Regions from separate parts of the Homo sapiens genome. Here regions 1 and 3 are each linked to region 2. Evidence: chromatin loops called from intact Hi-C (ENCODE). Cell type or tissue: ascending aorta. All regions are shown on one strand.

The links. Peaks named below come from ENCODE experiments on the same cell type or tissue, not always from the same donor. Only the 100,000 strongest peaks of a DNase experiment are listed, where the experiment ranks them.
Region 1: it touches region 2 in a loop (5-fold over the local background); 6 of 110 quality-filtered maps call a loop at or near these places.
Region 3: a loop joins it to region 2, with 4 times the contacts of the local background. A loop is called at or near these places in 17 of 110 quality-filtered maps.

Annotation. Positions count from the first base shown.
Region 1 is chr17:55,725,161-55,727,660 of GRCh38, forward strand. It overlaps a transcript of TMEM100 not described here. Among named protein-coding and RNA genes, the nearest start is that of TMEM100, 3.5 kb to the left of the region's middle. In ascending aorta, no CTCF peak of the experiment used is centred here; a DNase peak (open chromatin) is centred at 1,511.
Region 2 is chr17:55,420,941-55,423,440 of GRCh38, forward strand. MMD (monocyte to macrophage differentiation associated) reads right to left here and starts at 895. Exons shown (of 7, transcript NM_012329.3): 1 at 730-895. The coding sequence starts at 755. RefSeq lists a silencer at 836-1,295. In ascending aorta, no CTCF peak of the experiment used is centred here; DNase peaks (open chromatin) are centred at 71 and 1,121; H3K4me3 peaks cover 1,740 bases; H3K27ac peaks cover 1,038 bases.
Region 3 is chr17:55,749,821-55,752,320 of GRCh38, forward strand. It overlaps PCTP (phosphatidylcholine transfer protein), which reads left to right and starts at 1,231. Exons shown (of 6, transcript NM_021213.4): 1 at 1,231-1,424. The coding sequence starts at 1,284. RefSeq lists a silencer at 1,029-1,368. In ascending aorta, a CTCF peak has its summit at 1,368; a DNase peak (open chromatin) is centred at 1,211; H3K4me3 peaks cover 1,776 bases; H3K27ac peaks cover 1,270 bases.

The sequences.
Region 1 (2,500 bases), 300 kb after region 2:
CCTGTTGTTTCTGAATGTTTATTCCTCCTTCCACTCTGTGTCTACAAAGTATTAAACACCCCTGGGCATCCTTTGGGGACACCTGCCCCCAAATGCAAAATTTCATCCACAATGCAACCAGCCTTATTTCTGCGAGCCCTCTATTTTCACAAAGAAGAGGAAATCTCTCTAGTTCTTTCTAAAGCACATGGCTTTAGGAGACTCCTTTAAGTTTGGAGAACTTTTCTCAAAGCCTCCAATGCATGAATTATATCTATGCCCCTAACCCCCATAGACATTCAACATTTCCTTCCCAGATCTTTCAAAAAGCAAAGCAAAGATCCTTACCTTTCCCAGCCAGAGTTAGACTGAGACAGCTGCCTGCCCTGCCAAGAGCAACCCAGACAGGGGGATGCAAATCACCACATTAGGGACCGTAAACAAAGTACTCAGCAAGGCTTAAACACAATTAAGGGACCGGAGACAATTTGGCAAGAGGAAATCCCTTAAATGCTGCTGGATTTTACTCTGTTGTCCTCCATGAAAATGTAACCCATATATATGTGTGTGTGTGTGTGTGTGTGTGTGTGTGTGTGTGTGTGTGTGTGTGTATACAGACAGAGACAGAGAGAAAGGGCATCAAGTTTGAGAAGAATATCTTCCTTCACTTTTCTCTTTTTATATCTTTATTCAGGCACTAATTTGCAAGGTTTTTCCTATCCAAAGCCCCCATTCTGATGCTCTCCCTCTGTGAATCAGAACCTGCAGAAAAGAATTCGTAATCTTTGCTCTACATTTCTAAGGGAGTATGGGGTTGGAAAGTGTGTATGTAGGGGAATGGGACCATAAACCATCCTCTTTCCCAATAACATGCAGGTAATAAAAGGAGTACAAGGAAGATTAGGATTAGTGGTGAGAATGGCATTTGGTGCCTGAGTGGACCCTCTCCCTAATGTCAGAGGAGTGGTCCTATTGGTGCTCTTCATTGGAGGATGTCAAGGCACCATAGAAATTATGTTATACTGAAAAATCACACCTCCGAGGTGACCTTCCACCAAAGGCATTGTAAACGGCAGAGCTGGGAACATTTGCTGTTCCAGAGAGAATGCCCCAAATTGCAAAAATCTCATTTTTTTTTCTTTAGAAACAAAATGAAAGACAAAGTTACTTAGGGGAGAGGGGTCTGGGAGTGGAGGAGGGCAGGGAGCATGGTGTGTACTATGACAAAGAGGTCATTTTGCCCATTTCCCTAAAGTGGAAGCCAAAGATTCAGGCTCTAAGGTTGCAAAAGGGGATGTTTTGATTTTCCTATTGAGTTTGTGCTGTTGAAGACCTGGCAATTTCTCCTCTGGGAACACATGAAGTTCGCATTTTGTGAAGCATGCCCCCATGTGCATTTGATTACTCGCCTGTCTTTATTTCCAATTTGCTTTTGCTTGGTGTGTTTGAGCTGGCTAATTTCCAGCAGCCTTGAGGATGCCAGTTCCTCTTGGCCTTCTGTCCAATCACCACATGCCTTTGATCTCAGTCATCACCCAGTCCAATTGGATGCAGGGAGATTTGGGAAGCTGGCCAGGTTTTCTCCTCTCTAATGCTTCTTTTAAGGGTGTGCCTGCATTTATGTTCTGAAATCATGGACATTTTGGAAAGTGATCTGTGCTTCTGTGTTCATTTTGGATAGCAGGTCATGTTATTATTCCTCCTTTTCTTTTTTTCTCCTCCAAAACACTTTTCTTTGAGGTCTAGGACATTAAATAGAGAGATCTGATAGTACCAAGAGGAACAATGAATGTGCCTTAGATATAAATCTGTATTTTACTAATTGGTGGTCAATTTCTAGGTATGGGAATCTCATAAGATCCATTTGAATATAGAAAGGGAAACATACATCTTTTAGATTCACATTACAATCCCCATTCTCTTACCCCATTTTGTTCTGAGTAACTATGAAAGGTCACATAAACATAAAAAAATAGAGCTGAGTAAATAATCTCTCACTTCAACAAGAACTAATTACCATTCTGGCCTCAGATGAGAAGAATTGATTTTCTTGTCTCAAAATCAGAATATACACCGAAACTCCTGCCATCCTGATACAACCCCATACATTTTGCATCGCATTTTATGTTTATGTACGTTATTCTTTGGAGGCCAAAGATGAGGAAGCCCGAAGTTCGAGAGTTACCTCAAAATGGGCTGACACTTTCTTTCCTAAGACAAATGCACACTCCTAGGGTCAGCCTCCCTTAGTGAGTGAGCTAAGGCTCACATATTCTGGGGCTTGCAGGAAACACACCATACTTGTTTTTTTTTCAGGGAGGAGAAGGGAAGGGATCACAATGACCTCACCCCTTTGCCACTCCTCCCTATACCTGATAGCATGGAGCCCTTTGGTGCTCGTTTACAGGAGAAATCTCCCCCTAGTCTCAGGTGCCAAATATCACTTGTCTTGGTCATAAAATTATGTACATAAACATTGTGTGGCACCCAGTCGACTCCTAATCGCTGTACAATTTCTAGG
Region 2 (2,500 bases):
CTTCCGGTGGCGCCTCCACGGTTCCTCCTCCTCGTTTCCTAACACCGGCGCCTCCACAGCAGGTCTCGCCACCCGAAAGCTAACATGCCCCTTCGCAGAGCCCAAAAATAGCACCGCCCTGGGACGTTCAGCTGGAGAACCAGCAAGGCCCCTACACGGCCAGGCAGGGCTAAGCTGGCGGAGCGTGCCTCAGTTTCCCTGTTGCTAGGGCCGTTCACAAAGCACCCAAAATGCCTAGCACCCCGCTTTACGACAAATCTCTCCGCAGGGCGCCACCCCGTTCCGCGCGCCCCGGGAGACCCCCACCCTGGAGGTAAAGGGATGGAGGCCAAAGCCAGGTCGGAGGACTCGGGGGCGGTGCCCGGGGCTGGGGTTCGGGTTCCCAGAGAGAGCCAGAGCCCAGCCTGTATGGGGGTCGGGAGGGTGAGCCCCAGGAGCAAAGGGATCCCCGGGAAGGAGGACAGGCTTGGAGTCCCGGGGCCGGGAATCCATCTGAGGTCCGCAGATCGCGAGGGGAGACCCGGGTGAGGCAGGAGCTCCCATCCTTGGAGGAAGGGGATCGCCCAGGGACAGCAGGGTGGGGAATCCCCAGGGAACTGATCCCTGGCCAAGGTGCGGGATCCACCCAGGATGAATCCAGGTGAGGAGCCGGGAGCCGTGCGCTTAACGGCGGGATTTGGGAACCCGCTTCTGACACGGGCAGCGGGACCGGGACGCCATCCCTCTCACCGCTGGAATCGATTCTTGAACCGCATTGATCCTCTGCTCCTCCTCGGGGGCCAGGAGCTCCGTCTCGTCAGCACCGGCGGCCGGGCGCGCGGCCCTCATGGGCTTGGGCTGCTCCGGAGGCCGCCTGCGTGTCCAGCGGAACCCTTCGGCCGGGTAGGGTCGGAGTGGGCCAGGCCGGGGGTCGGGACAGGGCTGGGGCCAGACCGGGCGGCTGGGGGCGGGAGGGAGGCCGCTTCAACGGCCCCAACACCTCCCGCCTCCCGCCTCCCGCCTCCCCGGCTCCTCCGCCCCGGGGCTCCTGCGCCCCGCCCCGGAGCCCGGCTCCGCCCCCGCCGGCTCTGTTCGCCTGCGTGCACCCGCGGTCGCCGGCGCGTCAGCGCGCCGGTCAGCCAATCGGCACCCCGAGCGGCGCGGCGGCTACGCTGCCATTCATTCCCGCCGGGCTCGGGCAGCGAGGCGGGGCCTCGCTGGGGAGGGGCGGGGCGAGGGGAAGGGGAGGAGCGCGGGAACGCGGCGCCCTTCTGTAAGAGACAAGTTGGAGAAGAGATCGAGGGAGGGAGAGAAGTGGTGAAGGAGGAGATGGACCAGGAAATCTTAAAAGCATTGTGAAGAAAATAGCAGCAAACAAGCAGCCCTACCTCATTCATTTTTTCTTCATCATTAATTTCTCCATCCCTCCTTTCATTTATTCCTTCATCATTTTGAGGGCCAGCTCCCGCGAGGCTATTGTGAGAGGATCCAGGGCAGAATGAAAAACCTGTCCTTGTCTGACCCTTGAGGGAGTTGAGATCTCTGAGCGTCTTCTAACTCTGAGATTCAGTGAGATCCACAAAAGGAGGAATCCTCTGCAAGGATCCTTTTATGTTATCCTCCAGTTTATTTTTTATTTTATTTTATTTTTATCCAGGCAGCTTTCAAATAAACGAGTTGACTTGAATCAGGGTCCTGTCGCTAAACCTAAACTCAGAGGGCTTCCTGGAAGAGAAGTTCAAATAAAAATGAATGAATGGGCCAGGTGCTGTGGTTCATGCCTGTAATCCCAGCACTTTGGGAAGCCAAGGTGGGCGGATCACCTGAGGTCAGGAGTTCGAGACCAGCCTGGCCAACTTGGTGAAACCTTGTCTCTACTAAAAATACAAAAATTAGCCGGGAGTGGTGGCGGGCTCCTGTAATCCCAGCTACTCGGGGGGCTGAGATGGGAGAATCACTTGAACTTGGGAGATAGAGGTTGCAGTGAGCCGAGATTGCACCACTGCATTCCAGCCTGGGTGACAGAGTGAGACTCTGTCTCTCTCTCTCTCTCTCACACACACACACATACACACAGAATGAATGAATGGGTGATTTGTCGAGCCTTTCCAGGATCACTGATGGAAGTTATATGTGTTCCCTTCCAGGTATCGTGTCCATACCCAGCCCCCAGCCTGCAGGCTAGAGACTCTGAAGTGGCATGAGGCCAGCCTGCTAGGAGTGCTCATTCGACCTACAGTAAAGCATTGGAAAGCCAGGGAATTCTGTCACCCATAATTCTAGTTCCCTTTCCTTGAACCTTCCAGAGAGGTGCTTTCCATGCTTCAATCTTCCCAAGAGCTCCTCCAGATGGGCATTATCCAACTTATTTTACAGATAAGGCTGAGGCTTATAGTGGTCAATAAACTTGCCAAAGGCAAAAGTAAGGCTCCTACCTACCTTTCGCTAACTTTAAAGACCCACCTCCTTTCAGTACGTCAGACTATCTCTCCCTGTTTTAAAGCAATACACTTCTCTAAAA
Region 3 (2,500 bases), 330 kb after region 2:
GTATGTCTAGCCTAAACTTTTGTGCATTTAGTCTAGGAAAATTTCACATCCCTCTTTCCACACCTATAAAGCCAAACAGAACCAGGACTGACTTGAGGAAAGCAATTATTTATCTCTGCTGTGTCTAACTAAGCAAGCTGCCAAATGTGATCATTTGCCTGATTGGAAAATCACATAAATTAAGACTTTGCCATCAACTTTCTTTCAAGTAAGGAAAGAAAAGCATTTCAATATAGTAATGCAAAACAAGTGGAAATTGTTATTGAACATTTACTTGGACGGGCACTGTGGAAAATTATTCCTTGTCCAACCACCTCCTCAGCTGTAACTGGTAGCACAATTCTTGACCCATTTTACAGATTAGGAAACATGAGTTTCCAGAGTTTATTGGCACTCACGTGGCTGTTACATCGTTTTGATGTTCAAACGACCTACTTTATTCAAAGTCAGGTAGTACAGTCTGCTGGTGGGAAATACAGTATTACTCAAGGGACTTCAAAGGAACAAGAAGATGTTTGAGTTGCACAGTGAGCTAAATTATGCAAGTTGCAGAAATCCTAGGTGGATAGTACGACACCTTTCAGATCAGTTTCTACCCTCAAGGGTGGCAACAACCTTGTAGATCCATTATGGATTAGGTTTCTAAACTGTTTTGGTGTTATGAACCCCTAGAGTCTTCTGGGGAATCCAATGGACCTCGTCTCAGAATAATGTTTTACAATGTATAGCAGAAAGAAGAGAAATTATATTGAAATACACTTCTGGCATTTGACCCCTTAGGATTTTTCCAGCATTTCTACTCTGCCCACCTCTCCTCTCATGTCTACCAAAGAGACTTTCTCTACTTTATTCAGAAAGGTAAATGAGAGACACTCAAACAGGTCTGTAGGTTATGGGAGTAGCAGGGAGTATGGGATAGGCTACTGAGGAGCTGTTTTTGAGGTGACATCACTGTCTCCCTTCCTTTTTCCCTTCCCTCTGGAAGCCTCCTTACTTCTCCAGCTCTTCCTTCCTTCCCCACATCAAGTCCAATTTTTCTCCTTTTACTTCTTGTCTATCCTCCTCACTCCTTGCTCAGCCCCGCCCGCTTTTCTAGGCCCGCCCCTCCAGGGCCCCACCCTCAGGCCGCTCCTCCAGTCTAGGCCCCGCCTTCTCCTCAGTTTCCTGCCAATGACGCTGGGGCAGCCGGGGCAGCCGGGGCAGCCCGGTCACCCCGCCCCCAGGCCCACACTAAGGGTGTCCGCGGCCTGCCCTCCAGGCGGAGGAGCCCGGACTGCGGAAGGATGGAGCTGGCCGCCGGAAGCTTCTCGGAGGAGCAGTTCTGGGAGGCCTGCGCCGAGCTCCAGCAGCCCGCTCTGGCCGGGGCCGACTGGCAGCTCCTAGTGGAGACCTCGGGCATCAGCATCTACCGGCTGCTGGACAAGGTAGCGGCCAACCCGCTGGAGGACCGCGGGGCCTAGAATGCGCCGGGGTCGACCTCCCCGCAGGGAGTGCGGGGCGGCAGTCGCGGAAGGGACAGGGGCGCGTCTTCTCCGGCTCAGGAAGGAGCTCCGCCCGGACCCTGTCTCAAGCTCTGGAGCTAGCGCAGGGGCGGTGCCTCCAAGTGACTGCCGTGCAGATCCAGGGGAGTTGGAAGGTCACAGGAGTTCAGCCTCAGGTCAGGCCCGACGGGGCATGTAGTTAGAAGTTAATGACAGTTGAAACGTGGGTCAGCTGGTTCCTAGGCCCGTGCACACGTCTGCAAGGGACGTTGATCCTCACTCTCCAATGCGTGTCAGTGGCATATGGGGGCTGGGGTGGGGGAGGGGCGGTATCTTAGGGCTTGGATATAGGAGGAAAAGAAACAGAACTTTTCAAGGACTGGATGTGCAGGGTGGTGTCAGGGGTTGCCGAGAAGGGCCCTACTGTTTTAGTGACTCGTTTCTTTTGGTTGTTGCCCCTTCCTTCCAAGTTGCTCTTAATAAGTTGAGTCCGAATCTTCAGGCAGGAGTAAAGATGTAGGAGGAATGGGATTGGTTGTTGAAGTCTTTGGAATCAGGTAGCCATCCAGGTGGAAGGCATTGCCCCTGAGGCCTGTCATCCAAGGCTTGTCATCAGTTGCTTTGTGTAATAGTCGCAGCATGGCAAGTAGGTTAAAAGTCGCCTGCAGGTAATGTGGGTGAAACTGAAGTTTCCTAATACAGGACCAGGATATTATAGTGTTAGAGTTAGGAGGATACCTCATGCTCACCTGGTTAAACCCCAGGTTTCATAGGTGAAAGCAACAGGCCTCAAGGGTGAAGTCACTCCTGAAATGGCCCAGATAAGTGAATAGCAGAGGTGGGATTGGAGGGTTCATGATCTTGTGAATGTCAAACATGTGGTTGCCTTTTTAGGCACTTGCATTTTTGTTTACATCAAATATAGTGTTTTTATATTTTAAAACAGAAAACAAACGTTTGCAATATTTAGAAGTTGCTCACCTGTTAAACAGGAATGAAAACTCTGCCTGTCTCATTGC